Linked DNA regions of Mus musculus: region 2 is linked to region 1. Evidence: chromatin loops called from intact Hi-C (ENCODE). Cell type or tissue: left cerebral cortex. All regions are shown on one strand. Each heading gives the region's core, and the rest is flanking DNA. Links, peaks and the distances in the headings are about the cores only.

What was found. Peaks named below come from ENCODE experiments on the same cell type or tissue, not always from the same donor. Only the 100,000 strongest peaks of a DNase experiment are listed, where the experiment ranks them.
Region 2: a loop joins it to region 1, with 4 times the contacts of the local background. A loop is called at or near these places in 9 of 42 quality-filtered maps.

The regions. Positions count from the first base shown.
Region 1 is chr7:49,128,894-49,136,393 of GRCm38, reverse strand. The region is part of intron 3 of 9130015G15Rik (RIKEN cDNA 9130015G15 gene); the gene reads left to right. It also overlaps a transcript of Nav2 not described here. Among named protein-coding and RNA genes, the nearest start is that of 9130015G15Rik, 30 kb to the left of the region's middle. In left cerebral cortex, for the core only: a CTCF peak has its summit at 3,468 (motif pointing left); DNase peaks (open chromatin) are centred at 3,171 and 3,426; H3K27ac peaks cover 582 bases.
Region 2 is chr7:49,185,829-49,193,328 of GRCm38, reverse strand. It overlaps a transcript of Nav2 not described here. Among named protein-coding and RNA genes, the nearest start is that of 9130015G15Rik, 27 kb to the right of the region's middle. In left cerebral cortex, for the core only: no CTCF peak of the experiment used is centred there; DNase peaks (open chromatin) are centred at 2,072, 2,929, 3,760, 4,440 and 1 more place; H3K27ac peaks cover 3,532 bases.

The DNA.
Region 1 (7,500 bases), core at 1,349-6,348:
TAAGGAGGTGTGAAGGGGTGTGTGCTTGGGTTGGGTGCTGGGGTCAGTGATGGGAAATCCTTCAGCACTGGGGAGGCTCTGTGAGTAGGACCCTAGAGGGCATGAGGGAGGGAGGGAGGGAGGGATGGAGGGAGGGAGGGAGGGAGGGAAGGAGGGAGGGAGGGAGGGAGGGAGGCTGTGCAAAGTCTAAAGACAGAGAAAAGGGATGTATATTGAAAGGCCTGAAATAAGCCCCATGGACAGTGAGTGACTGATCGTGGGCCTTAGAGCCGCAGCTAATGACAAAGTCTGGCCTGTTTCACAGAGGGCCCTGCAGCCACAGAGCAGTGGCAGTAGTCCATCCCATGGACCAGGAGGCAGAGCCCTCAGAACTGATGCCCTTTCAGAGCCTGCTCATCTCAAGCCAGGCATGTTATCTACCCCTCTGAGCAGAGCTGACTGAAGGGAACCCTTATGGAAATGTGGGGATGTGTCTGCAGGCTGACTCCAGGGAACAGGTTACCTTGCTCCAACCCCATGTGTGGAAAGCCTTAGTTTGGCTCTTTGGGGTTGGGTCTTCCCTCAGGATCATGCTCATTAGCACTTCCTCTCCCTTTCCAGCCATGGCTCCACCCTCCCCAGCAAGTCAATCAACTGGGTCATTTGGCAGCCTCCTCTCAAGCTACAAGAAGTCCAGTCAAAATTAAAACAAAACAAAACAAAACAAAAAAACCCAGTTGCCCGGTCACCCTGCTCCCAGTTCCTGGAGTGACTGGATGTTTCAGGAGGACCTGGGAAGCTGTCAACAGAGATAGGCTGGACCTGGATAGAAGGGGAAATATTTATTTTGCGGGGATAAATATTACAGAAAAAAAAAAACTTTCCATTCTCCGGGCTCTGACGTAGATTTTTTTTCTTACCAGGAAGGAATCCTCACTGCCTAAAAAAGGGCAGCAAGAGAACTCGTAGGTGCCTTTCACAAACCGTGTGCCTCCACAGAGTAAACCAGCACACTGGTTACAGCTTGAGTGGAAGTGTCCCCCACAGGCTCCTGTGTGTGAACACTTGATGTCATCCCCCCGGCCCTGCCCCCACCGAGTGTGGTCCTCCTCTTTTGGAAGTTTGTGGAACCTTTAGGAGGTGGGGCCGTGCTGGAGGAAGTGCATCACTAGGGAATGGCCTTAGGATTTTGAAACCTAGCCCCACTTCCTGTCCACTCTGCTTCCTGTCTGTGGATACTTGGTGACCAAAGGCGCACTTTGTGCATCCCCTGCTGGGACAGACTGCTTCACCTTATACCATGAGCCACAGGAAGTCCCACCTCCCTCAAACTGCTTCTTGGTCGTGCCATAAGAAAAGTGACCGAGGTACTGGTTAGTTCATAATGTTGCACCTACAGGGTTGCTGGAAAGAGAGGCCCACTGGACAGGCAAACTTTATATGCCCCAGTACAGGGGAACGCCAGGGCCAAAAAATGGGAATGGGTGGGTAGTGGGGGGGGGGCTTTGGGGATAGCATTGGAAATGTAATTGAGGAAAATATGTAATAAAAAAAATTAAAAAAAAAAAGAAAGAAAAGTGACCGAGACAGTACCTGTGTAGTACGTGGGAAGTCTTATCTTATGAGTAATGAGAAAGCACACGTACTTGAGCCAGGGCTGCCTTAAGGTGACCATGGCAAGTTATCTGGATTTTTCCAAGCCTTTCTCTGGCTCTGCAAAGTTCCTTAGGCATGCTACCCAGGAGACTGTCTCCCAGGTTCATCAAGGCGGGCTTTCTTTTGCCACCCTTCCCCCACACCTCCCAGCCACGTTTCCTCATGCCCAGGTGTTTTCAAACACTTCAATCTGCCTGCCGTGGTGGCTGCCAAGGGGGACAGGTAGATCTTAGCAATGGAGTCCTTACAGAGCTTCCAAGCTTATGGGTAAACCTGAAAGTGAAGGTGGATTCCAGACAAGCTAGGTTCCCCCCCCCACCCCCGCTGGAAGATTTGGATGAAGATCTCAGGAAAGGGCTAGAGTCCCCTTTCCTGCCCCAAACACATGCCAGTTCAAATGGCCACCTTAGTTACCCTGCATGGGAGTGGCCAAGCCTCACCCACAGGCCACTTATAAGAGAACTCCGCAGTATGAGCAGGTCAAGCCCAGCTCTCAGGAGAAGAAGAACAAGACACAGGGGCTCTTCCTCAGCTACCACTGAATACCAGGGCACCTGTAGTATTTCTTCAGGAGAGGGAGAGTCCCTCAGAAGGAAAGTGACATGTCTGCATGGTGCCACGTGGACTGCATGACAAGGCAGGGTGAGAGCTTGCACACAGCCAAGGCTTATTACAGTGGTGTCCCCAGGGCTGGGGGCTGGGGTATAAGGGGGATGACGTTCATTGTGCTGGCGCCACTTTCTGTGGGAAGGAGAGGACGGCACCTCATCACTCTTGAACAATATGCTTTTCCTAGTCCCAGATAGCCAGGTGACATGTGTAACCAGAGTGTCCCCTCCTCACTTTTGCACTGCTGGGACATCCCGAGCGAGGCGCCCAGGTCTTCAGGACAGGCATTTACCAGCAGGAATGTCCTCCAGCCACGGCCACAGCTCTCACCAGGCTGCTGCTGAGGCCAGGGGGAATAAATGGGGATTTTAGTCCTTTGGAAGGTTGGGGGAATGGAGACCAGCATTTTCCAGGGTTGAGGCAGTGTGGAGCAGAAGGAAGGCTTTAGGGCAGACAGAAGGGCTTACTGGACTTACAGATAGGCTCAATCAAACATGCAATGATTACCTTTGTGCCCATAAGTATGCTAGGCTCTCAATAGGTGGAAAATGCCATCATCTTGGTTGTTCACTAGCTGTGTGGCTCTGGGCAAGTCACCTGACCTCTCTGAGCCTCAGGCTTCACCTCTATGGGAGGTCTCTGAAGCGCTGGGTGTCTGGTGCTGAGGAACACACAGCAGGTACTCCAGCCATGGGCTACCTTATCCCCTCTTTTAGAAAATCGACTGGTGAGTGGAGGGCAGGCACGTCCACCCTAGCACCCCACCCATCCTCACCCTTCCAACTGTTTTAGCTAAGAAAGTTTTCTGAGAGCGCTGGGTGAAGTGCCTACCACAACTCTCCTTCAAACAGAACAGGAGGCCCCCACTCTGGAGCTCCGCCAAGAGCCTTCTCAGAAAGGCACGACAGCCAGCACTCTGCCCACGGCCTGCCAGGGCCAGACTGGGTGGTGAAAAATAAAATCTAACGAGGTGCTTCTGAGCCCTCGGGAAAGAGACTCATGGAGCGGCTCTGAGCCTGGCTTCTGGGCAACCTGGGGGAACAAGCTTTCAGCCTGTGAACATCCCCAGATATTACTATCAACAGTGTGTGCATGTGTGTTGTGTGCTGTGTGTGTGTTGGTTCTAGAACAAATGCTGATCCCAGCCTCCCCCTCCTCCCCAGAGAGCCTCCCACTCTGAGGATCCCTGAGCTCTGCTCTGAAACGCGTGTTTATGCCTCCCTCTTCTGGTCATAATTGTCATTGCACCCACCCAACCTGCCTGCAGAAGTGGGTGAGCCGGACTTGAATGTCTTACCTGCTTTACCTATCTCCCTTGCAGGAGTGGATGCTGGGCTGGAAGCTTGGCTCTTGTATGCTGCCTTGCAGTAGCCTCATTGACTGCCATATTGACAGTAGGAACAGGGAATGGCTCCAAATAATATCATAGTACCAGCTAATATTTATTTGCTTAATATTTCAGGATTGGTGACTATGTATGCTTAATTTATTTGTTTGTCTGCATCTCTTTATTTACTTAGTATTCGTGGGGAAGATTTGTTTCCCTCATGCCAATGAGTTTTCTTGATTTGTATTCTCTTGTAACCCTGAGGAGGTTTTACTTTCGCCATATCGCTACAGAATCCAGAGCTGAAGCATTCGGAAAGCAGCACACTGCCAGTATACTGCTGGGATTTGAGGCCACATAAGCCTTAGGCCAGGGAGGCTACACATTTCAGTGGTGGCTCTGTGACTTCAGAGCACATGTAGATAGCTAATGGTGCTTGTTAAAATGCAGCTTCCAGGGCCCAGGGGGTCCATGTCTGCAGTAAGTCCTGGAATATGCACTGTAGTACACACAGGGATAATGTCACCCTTGATGTATTGATTCCATGGGTGCTTTTACAGGGACTCAGGGCATCTGGAAAGATCCAGGGCCCAAATGCAGAGAGGGACAGGTGGGTAATTGACTCTGGCATAGGAGGGTCCCTCTGTGCTTAAATTCTGCCAGACTGTGTTGGTCTTCTGGCAGCTCAGAGATATATCAGGTGAGAGGAGGGGACCTCAGAAGTGATGGCGAGCAGGAAGGGACTCTGACCAGACTGTGGGATTGTACAGGTTGCTTCTCTCTGCTCAGACTGTGTGTTTCCTTCTCTTCTTTATTTTCCTCTCCCTGGTCTGCTTCTGCAATCTTCTCCCTCTTCTCTCCCTCCCTGATCCCTAAGAGTTCGCAGCATCTTGGGTATCTAGCATCTCACTTTCTGCTCTCTGATGTCCCCAGACGCCAATCAGTGTCTCCTCTGTGTAGGTTGAACACACTAGCAGGCCTTGCTCTGAGTTTTCACCGGGACAGTATTTGGGGACTCAGGCTGATGAATTCTTGCCAGCCTGGGCCCCTCACAGTTTCCCTTACAGATATGACATGGGACTCAGTTTTACATGGTCCCTTCCTTCCTGAGATTCCTCAGGTCAGCCAACTCTGGGCTGGCCATAACCAGAGCATGGCTCTGCTTTCTTTTTAGCATCCTGTCCTGATGCTGATTTATCATCCACCCCCAATCCAAGCTCCAGGGCCACAGAAACCTGAAGCTGAAAAAGAAGAAAAGTAGTAAGCAAGAATCGAGGAGGTAAGGTGAAGTTCAGCATGGCTGGCAAAGTCAGAGGCTATGTTAACGTCTTTGCTCTATCCTATAGACAGCCAGGGCCCCAGAGATGTCCTAAAGACACCAGGACCCCAAAGATGTCCTAAAGATGGAGAGGGCCCCCAAAGATGTCTTAAACACAGAGAGGCCCCCCAATGGTGTCCTAAAGACCGAGAGATTCCCCAAAGATGTCCTAAAGACTAAGAAGGGCCCAGAGATTGCCTAGAGACAGCCAGTACACCAGAGATGTCCTAAAACAGTGAGGGGTCCCCAAAGATGTCTTAAAGACTGAGAGGGCCCCAGAGAAGTCCTAAAGACTCCAGGACCCCAGAGATATCCTAAAGACAGAGAGGGCCCCAGAGATGTCCTAAAGACACCTGGACTCCAGAGATGTCTTAAAGATAGAGAGGACTCCAGAGATATCCTAAAGACACCAAGACCCCAGAGATGTCCTAAAGACAGAGAGGGCCCCAGAGATGTCCTAAAGACACCAGGACTACAGAGATGTCCTAAAGATACCCGAACTCCAGAGATGTCTTAAAGATAGGACTCCAGAGATGTCCTAAAGACAACAGGACTCCAGAGATGTCCTAAAGACAGAGAAGGCCCCAAAGATCTCCTAGAGACACCAGGACCCAAAAGATGTCCTAAAGATGGAGAGGGCCCCCAACGATGTCTTAAACACAGCAAGGCTCCCAAAGATGTCCTAAAGACTGAGAGGTCCTCAAAGATGTCCTATAGACCAAGAAGGCCCCAGAGATCGCCTAAAGACAGCCAGTACACCAGAGATGCCCTAAGACAGTGAGGGGCCCCAAAGATGTCCTAAAAACAGTAAGGCCCCCAAAGATGTCCTAAAGACTGAGAGGGCCCCAGAGATGTCCCAAAGATAGCCAGGGTCCCTGAGATGTCCTAAAGACTGAGAAGGCCCTTAAGACATCCTAAAACAGTCAGGGCCCCAGAGATGTGCCAAAGATAGCAAGGGCCCCAGTGATGCCCTAAAGCTTATAGGAAGGTCCCAAGAGCTACTCTGATTGCCAAAGGGATTTCCCACCATCCTAGAGGGCTGAGGGCTGATGTTCTAATTGCCCCTTATGGGCTTCCTATGTATAGATGCTATATAGCTGAATGGACAGTAGAGACAGGCTTGGCACAGGCTCCATACCCATCACTTGACAGAGGGTTATTATTTTCACTAGCTATCCTCTGTATAGAAATCAGTAAAATGGGCACAAAATTGCTGCTATTAAGGGATGGGCTGGAAGAACAAATGAATGAATGGAGGAGGCAGAGGCTTTTGTGGAGGCTGTGTGGCTGTGTCTCTGGGTGGGGTGGTCCTCTCCTCTGTAGGGCAAAGAGCAGTGGCAAGGAAAGCTCAGAGCAGAGAGACATTAGAGGGCTCAGATCACCTCTCCAGGAGGCCCCTTTGTCCTCCCCAGGGAGGTCAGCCTGGGCAATGAGGAAAGGTCTCTAGGGAACCCTGTGCCAACCTCAAGCCAGGCACACTCACAGGCTGGCTATGGAGTCTTCAAGTCTCTTAACCTCTATGATCCTAATGGGGCCAAAAAAGGGAGTGGAGTTCTCACATCAGAACCTCCGTGAGTGGTAGGCAGGGGGACCTGAGCTTTGAATAGCTCCAGACTGGGGAACTTGGTCACAGCAGACCAGCTCATATCTCAGGACTTCTCTAGCATCTATCTCAGTTAAACAGGGTAGGGATGAGTGAGTGGCTCCTCAAAGTCTGCCAATGGCTGGTGTGCTCTTAAGCTATTGACTGACATGACAGAGGGAGAATGTCGCCCAAGACTTTGGTGCTGATGAGAGCTGAGGTTGGCTGGATGCCCTGGATTCCTGAACCCCACATGTGTTACACCAAGGTTGGACTCAGTAGGCAGGAACCAGGGCAATTTCCTGACTTTTTTCTAAATAACAGAGGAGCCCAGCATTGTCTCTGTTCCCTGATGATCTGCCTGGTTTCCCTCTGCTGACTCTAGGGACACTCCAGTCATGCATGGCTATCCACTTGCAGATATCTGACTGGGCCAGGCTGTGGCATTACAGAAGTAGAATTAGACATAATTGTGGCCAGAGTGAACCATGAAGGGGGAACTCTGTTCTGTGTCAGCTATCTGAGATGCCTCCCTGCCTGATCTTAGGCTGAAGGTCATGCTGGGAAGGTGGATGAGGTGCCTGTCTACCCAGAGTTTACCAGTTATGCCGAGTGGAAAGAATCTGTGGACAAAGAACTCTCCAGAAGCCCTTGCAGATGGTCTCCTCTGCCTGCTGATGTACCCCTTTACATTTAAAGGCACCAAGGACTCTATTGTTTTGTTTGACCTAATGTTTCAATGGCTTTCTTGTTCCTGTGACCAAAATGCATGGCAAAACCAGCCTCGGGGAGGAAGAAGCCATTCTGAATCAAGGGTTCGGTCCACAAGGGAAATTCAGTTTCCAGCCATCAGCGCACTAGTGGGCACCCAAGGCAGAGGCTGCTCATGCCAGAGGGGAACTGGAAGCAGAGAGCATGATAGGTAGCATGGCCCTAGTATAACCATCACAGGTTCCTCTTAACGGTTCCACAGTCTATGGGCTGGGGAAGGCTCAGCAGGTAAGGGCACATGCTGCTCGTCCAGAGGAC
Region 2 (7,500 bases), core at 814-5,813, 57 kb before region 1:
GAACCAGATGCGTGAAATGACTTCTAGCTGCTCTGCAGTGTAACGTGGAAATGAATCAGACTCTCACCACAAAGAGCACTCACAGAAACGGAATTCTGGCCGCTTGATTCTGCTCTTCTGCCTTTCCAGGTCTATTAGAAGGCCACAGTGAGCTCTGGAGATGCTCTGCTTCAACCGTTCTCAACTTGCACCTCAGGCTGGACCCCTGCATCTGCCACGCCAAGTTCCTCTCCCATAGTCCCACTTGGACTTCTAGAAGTTCTGGCAACTAGATCAAAGCCAAGAGAGTTCTCGAGTCCCCCTTCTTTCTCATGACCTGCCCCTCTGCCATTTTCTGTCCACTTTCGGTGGCATTGGATAGTATGCCTGATTCTTCCTTCTCAAATACCTTTCATCCAAATCACAACGCTATTGGCTCTACCTGCTCACACATCCTACTCACATCTCAGACCTGCAGCTGTCACATGAGCCATCACACGTGTCCAGGAGACATGTCTCCCTTGGAGCAGTGCTCCTACAGATGAGTTCATGGGTTATGCTGGAGCCCCAGACTGTCCTATTTCTACTCCTCCTCCTTCTACCAGCAGCCTTTACTTTGCATCAACAGCCAGGGAGGACACACTAGCACATCTGATTGTATTCACTGCAGCCCCCCAATGTGTGCACTTGCAGCCCTGGTTTGCCCTACCAGGCTCTGCCACAACCACCTCTATGGTTTCCCTTCCTCTCAGCACAGGTGACCTCCTTTTTGCTTCTTCAGCACAGCCAGCCACCCTGGCCACAAGCCTTGGTTTCACACTTGATTAGCTAGCTGCTCTACTGATAAAAGCTGTGCCTGAGAGGTCCTCACACCAGCCAGCCTGAGGTGTTCCTGGGGATGGCTCATCTCCATTGTCAACTCTGGCCTCAAACCACCTGCAGTCTTCCATCTCCTCATAGGCTGGGATGTCCTGACAGCCCCTGTCAAGGTTCTGTGTTTTGTCATTTCTGTTTGCTATTTAGAGAGACACCTGGCCTGAAGCTGTGGGCTGAGAAGAGTGCAATGTGGAGAGTCCGAGTTGACGCTGCCCAGTCTCTGCAGGGAAAGCCACCCTGAGCCAGGTCTCTCAAAATGACCCCTGTCAGCTCTATCAGATGCATCAAGAGAGCTGCTGCTCTCTTCCTTCTCTGCCAGGGTCCCAAAGGAGCACAAGGCTGCTGACCCTTGTCTTTAGTCACCCTTGAATTGTCTCTAGGCAAAATGTGGGGTGGTGGGATGGCTCTGTCCAGGAGCGGCCTCCCCAGACTCAGCTCCCAGCCCTGCCAGAGAAGGGTTTATCACACTTAAGGGGTGACTTAAGCTCTGAGCCTCTGTTCCTGGTCTGTAAAATGGGGGTCATTGTGGTCAACTCCCTCACACAAGTACAAGTATATTCGAACCCACAAGAAGCTCAGGATGGGGCCTGGCTCCCAGGACACAGGCATAACCATTAGCTATTGATGTTATCCAATTCACAGCCATAGAGGGAGTAGGTTTTGCTACCAATTCTGTCCGTCTGTGTCTATAGTCGTCTGCAGATTCATGTCTATTTTCTCATATGCAAATGAGATACTCACAGCAACCTGGCAGGTCGATGCTCAGTGAATGGTAAGATGCTTGGCTCTAAGAGAGGCTTAATAGAAGCTAGTCCTGTCCCTTCTATTCCCCACTCCCCTCTGAAGCTTGTTTCTGCACTCACAGCACTCCTCTCTCTGCTGTCACACTGAATAAATGAATACGTTAAGTCAGTGCACGCAGATACTTTAAGAATCCAGGCTGGTACATTTCCCAGGTTTCTCCGCCATCCATCACGAAACATTAACAAGAGCACTTAGAGAAAGGCATCAAGGATAGAACTAAGCTCCTCCTCAGCTTGGTAGCTCTTGTGCCAAGTGTCACATGCTATTAAGGACAAGGGCAGGAGAGGCTGAGCTGAGAGGGGAGTCGCTAAGAGTGGCGGTGGGGTGGAGGAAGGATGGTGCCTGAGAGGCTGTGAAGGGCTGGAGCTTGCTGCTGGATAGCCCTCAGCCTTCCCTGGAAGCTTTCACAAACAGAAAAGCAATGTTCTGTAGACTGAAGAGAGACAGCAACACCCCAAATGCTCAATGGCTGAGCAAATTGTAGCCTGTGCAGATTACCCAGCATGTCGCAGCCTGGAGGGAGAGAGGAGTGAATTTCCATGTGCTGCCATGGAAGGCACCTGGTGAAAAGGAGAATGCTGGCTACAGTCCGGCTCTCTTTGTGCTGGGAAGTTCTATGGCTGTACATGAACACAGACACACATGGATGTAAGAGCAGGACTACAAACAGCAACGGGCACTGGGGGTAGGGGGCGGGGGGGGGGGGTGGGACTGGGCAAGGAAAGCAGCCCAGAGCAGTCACTTGGTGGGGGTAGGTGCTGAAACTCTGCTTCCCCCTTTTGGTTACATACAGGTCTCTGCTAGTGATTGTTTTGCACATGCATTGCTTTGGAAGATGAGGGGAAATGAAACAAAGTAAGAAAGGAGAAATTAATTCTGCAAGGGGCCTGTGATTGGGCCAAAGATCCCTCCAAGCCCTCTGGCAGCACTCCAGAGCCTGTTGAAGATGCTGAAGGAAGGCTTCCATTAGCTGGGGGGAGCAGAAGGGCACACAGACAGTATATCTGGCAATTGGCTTCTCTTAATAGGCTAACATGTTAGATTCAGCTCATGCATTGATTTAGTGGGTAAGATCCTTCTCTGTCCCAGGATGCTTTCACCACCCAGACTGCAGCTTTGCCTCTTCACTCAGGCACCTAGGACCCTTCCTCACAAGACCTATCCAAGTAGAGCTCCATCATTCTGAGATTGGAAAAAGGCATGTTTGGTTTTGTTTCATGACACACCCTGCCAGAAACGGTGTTTAGAAACAGATGGCATCTGCCAGGACTCCCATCTGCTCTGTCCTTCCAGGAAGGATGAAAATAGATGATGGGTTCATCTTCCCAGCTTCTGTTTCCAGAAGGATCCTCTATGGTCTTTTCAATCACTCAGGTTACCAATAAGATCCTTGTCCTGGGCGTTCATCTTGGTTGCAGTCACCGTTTGACATACTTTACCTAAGTACGTCTTTACAATGAAAGTTCAAAGCCAATGCAAGATGTTTCTTTGGTAGATGTGGACACCAAGGCCTGATAGGCAGAGGGTAAAGGGTGGGGGAAGCACTCTTAAATTCTAGGAAAAAAAAAGCCTCACCCCCAATGGTCCAAGGCCACTCTCTCCAGCAGATGCTCACTATAAACATGGCACACAGCCTTGCCAGGAGTATTGGCATCCTTGTCACCTGTACCCCAGGGATGTGCATTCGAACCTCTTTCCCCTTAGGGGCCTGGTAAACTAACAATACCTGAGTTTAGCTACCACTTAATCTACCTCCACACAGCCTGCCCCCCCCCCCGAGAAAACCCATCTGCCCTGGAGAATAGCCATGAAGGACATCTTCCAGAAAAGCTCCCCAGGGTTACAGTGGGTCCACACAATGTGCCTGCTCAGTAGAATGGAGTGGAATAGATGTTTATTTCAGGAGCCCCGAGACTTGGACTTAGACAATGATGCTTCGGCCCCTTGTGACCTGAGCAGGCAGATCTCCCTCTTTAGGATAACTGCACTAAGCACTGATTTACACAGAATAAAATGCACCATTGGAAGTGTTTCTAAAAATGTGTGGCTTCTGTCGCTGCTGCTGCTGCAATCCGGATATAGGTGTTCCCGTTACCCCAAAGGCTCTCTGAGCTTTCATTCCTAGAGCTTAAATTTCCCTTTTATAGAATTTTGCACAGATGGAATTATTCTACATTCAGATTTTCTCCTTGGCTTCTATCTCCCAGTATAATGTCTTTAAGATTCATTTATGTTACTCATGTGCCTGCCTGCAGGTTGGTCCTATTCATGGCTAGATAGTATTTCACAGTTGAATGTGTAACAATGAGTATATTCACTTTTTAATTGTTGGGCACTTGGCTTATTTCCAGTTTGGGCCTATAGCAATTGAACCTGCTATAATCACGGGTGAACAAGTCTTTGTGTAACTGCCTGTGCTGGTATTGTTTACCTAAGTCCTTAGTTTGGAAAGGTTCAGTCATATGGAGGTCTGTTTCCTTGCTGAAGGCATCCATGGTAAGATACCACAGTTGAGAGCTTTGGAGCCCAGAATTCTAGAACCAGAAGCACCAAGCTCCTTCCAGGACCTCTCCAGGAGGACTCTCCTCTCCTTTTCCAGCTTCCTGCAGTCCCTGTCCCAGCCCTCAACCTGGGCAGCACATCTTTATGTCTGCTGTGTGGAAGAGACCCTGGGAGATTCATGTCTCTCCAACCACCAAAGAACCCAGTGAACTGCCCAGACACATGTCCCTGGGCCCAGTGCTGATATAGGACATGTCTGAGGCAGGACAGTCTACAAAGTATTCAGGCTGTATTCTCTCCAGGACCCACGAAGCAGCTGTGATCTATAGCTTCTGCTGAGAAAATCCTCCCACTGTGGCTGATTTCATGCTCCTGTGTGCCTGCATAGAGGAGTACATTGAAAAGAATTATGCATAGCAAACCAATATGTGCTATTTCATCTGCATGCCTAGCCTGGGCCGTAGCAGAGCCGAACGACTCCAGTGGTGCAGGCAGCAACAACATCGCTGAGAGTGATGAGTCTGGGGGATTTACAACCTTCATTTTTTAATGTAAAAGCATCTACTTGTCAGGCAATAAAATTTAAATTTTAATAATAACTGTCTTTAAAAAGTAGCCCACAGGATTCTTGGAAAGTGAGCAGTCAGCTTTTGCACTGGAGTATAAGCCCAGCTCTAGTATCTACATGCCACACCACATCAGCCACAGTGCCTAACAGAGAGGCCCCATGAACACTCACAGGGAAACTCACCAGCCACCTGAATCTCAGGGTTGTCATTCTATATAAGGAAAAGACAACCACTATCTCACTGAGGGGCAGTCAAATGTTGAAGTCCTAGCACCATGTCTGGCCCTTAGTAGTTGATCTGTGAGCATTCCCAAACTTCTGGATCAGACATTGGAAAAGAGAGGGATGGAAGCCATATGAGAGACCCTCATCTCAACCTTTCAATAGTAGGAAGGGTAGGTCAGATGGTTGGACTCTCTCCACCCATTCTGTGTGTGTCAGTGGCTAGGCTCCCCACCAAGAATTGATTGGCTGCCGACAAGTCCAGGTTCAGAGCAGAAAGATGCAGGTACAAGCCTGTTCCTTGCTCCAATCCCTTGTTGCAGAAACTAGCCAAGCGACTGGGCCTCCCTTAGACAGATGAGACCGATGCTGTCTGCCTCATGGGGTTATAAGGATGGGGGTGATGCTGATGTTAGCAAAGAGGGGCCCAGGTTCCAGCTGTCCAGCAGGGGTTGATTTTGTCCTGCAGTTAGGGGTTTAGACTTGCTGGCTTGGGAGGATGGAAGAGGTGGAACCATACAGGAAGCAAAGGGGAGATTTAACCCCGGGTATGATCTGAAGCCCCCTCCACAGTTTGCCTTGGTGACAACAGTAAGAACATCAGCTTCTCTATGTCTACTGGGAACCCATCTTCCTATGGAATACAACGTGCAGGTTTGTGTGTGCTTAGCCCTGCTCTTAGCAGGACTGTGTCTTCTGCATGCCCCTGGCAACAGAGCAATGGGACTCTCAGCACACTGACCACGGCAGGACAGCAGCCAGCACAGCTAAATGCACAGCCCCAAAGGATAAGTGCCAGTGCCATTCAGCCTCTATTTGGTGCAGAAGGAGCTGGCATATCTGAGAATCGCTGCCACCTCTCTGTAGCAGTCTACAAGTTGGGGTGGGGATTTCTTTCTGCAGTGTCTGAGGACAGATGAGCCACAAAACAAGTCAGAACTGAGTTCAAGTCCTGGTTCCACCATATTCAAGAGTGTGACTTTTTTTTTTTTTTTAAGTTACTCCACATCTCTGGATGCAATTAAAAGCACGTGCTTGGAACACGGCTGCTGTTTGAGAATTTGAGCTGATCTCTCGCAAGCCTCTCAAGCTACTGTCCTCAACTTGGAAACATTCTCAGACACAACCCGTCCTGGGAAGCCCCTCCCCCCAGGCTCTGCCCTCTAATTCTGCCGAACCTAAGGTCCCTTCTGGCAGTGTGGGGGACACGGCACCCAGGACTGTAGAGATTCAGGTCAGACAGGCATCACCTCTCTCCATTGCTTGCCATGTGTGGTTGCCCAAAGCCCATCTGCGTAAAATTTCCAAAGCAGGGAAGCCAGCCAGCTGGGTCTCTGTGGCCTGTGACAAAGGGGCCTGTTGTAATGATAAGAATATTTGTATCAAAGATAGACTTCCCATCGCACATCTCCAGTTTTTCTCATAGCCCCTCAAGGTCAGTTGCAGACCATCAGAACACAAGCCATGTCTGATTCCGGTGACCCCCAGAGATGCTGGGTGTGCATTTTCTGGCCTCTCTCAGTAGGCATTAGCATTTCTGCTGACAGGGCTGAAGGCTCAAGCCTGGGCCTCTTACTTAACCTAATTTACAACACCGTGGGATAACCATCCAGGTGGGTTCAGGTCTAAAGACAAGCTTGGGGTCAGGTGCTGTCCCTAGCACAATGCCATATCACTGTCCTGGCAGCCAGTAGGACTGTCAATGACACCATGGTACATAGAAAAACCTATCTAAGTCCGCTGTCCCAGCCTCAGTGGATCATTGGAGTCAGATTTGGGTTTTCTATTTATGTCCTGTTGTTTATAAGCTGTGTGACCCTGCAAACCACATGACCTCTTTGTGCTTCCATTTCCTTAGCTGCAATAGCTCTTTCTATACCCAATAAGAGTTGTAGTCATGATCACACGAGACATGCTTCTGAGTCCAGTAGCAAGTGACTGACACACACATAGTAAAGGCTCAGTAAATGTTAGTTCCTCTTCTTACACCATCAGCCATTGATATTCCTTGTCATACTCTATTGATAATTAGTTACCAGACTAGGAGAGTCTATTCTATTCTTACAGCCTTGAACTCCTACCAGAGTTGGATGGCTAACCTTGATTGTCAGCCTGACTGGATTGAGCGATACCTAGGAGATTAGTAAAGTAAACGGTGGGTGTGTCTATGAGGGCACTTCCAGGGATAATTGACATGTGCGACAGCGACTGAAGGGGAAGGACCTTCCCTGAAAGTAGAAAGCACTGTCTGATAAGCTGGGAGCTTGGATAGAACTGAAGGGAGGAAGGGAGAAGGCCACTGGTATAGGCATTCTCCTCCTATTCTGCTCCTTGACCATACGAGGTGAACAGATTTGCTCTTCTGCACCTCTCCAGCAAGAAATTGTGCTACCACCAACTTGACCAGAAACAGTTGTCTAGGCAACCATGCCCAGAAACTCTCAAAGCTGTTGGCCAGATAGATCCATTCTCCCCCCTAAGTTGTTTCTGCCTGGCGTCTCAGTGATAGAAATCTAACACATGACACTGTGGCAGACATCACTAATCTA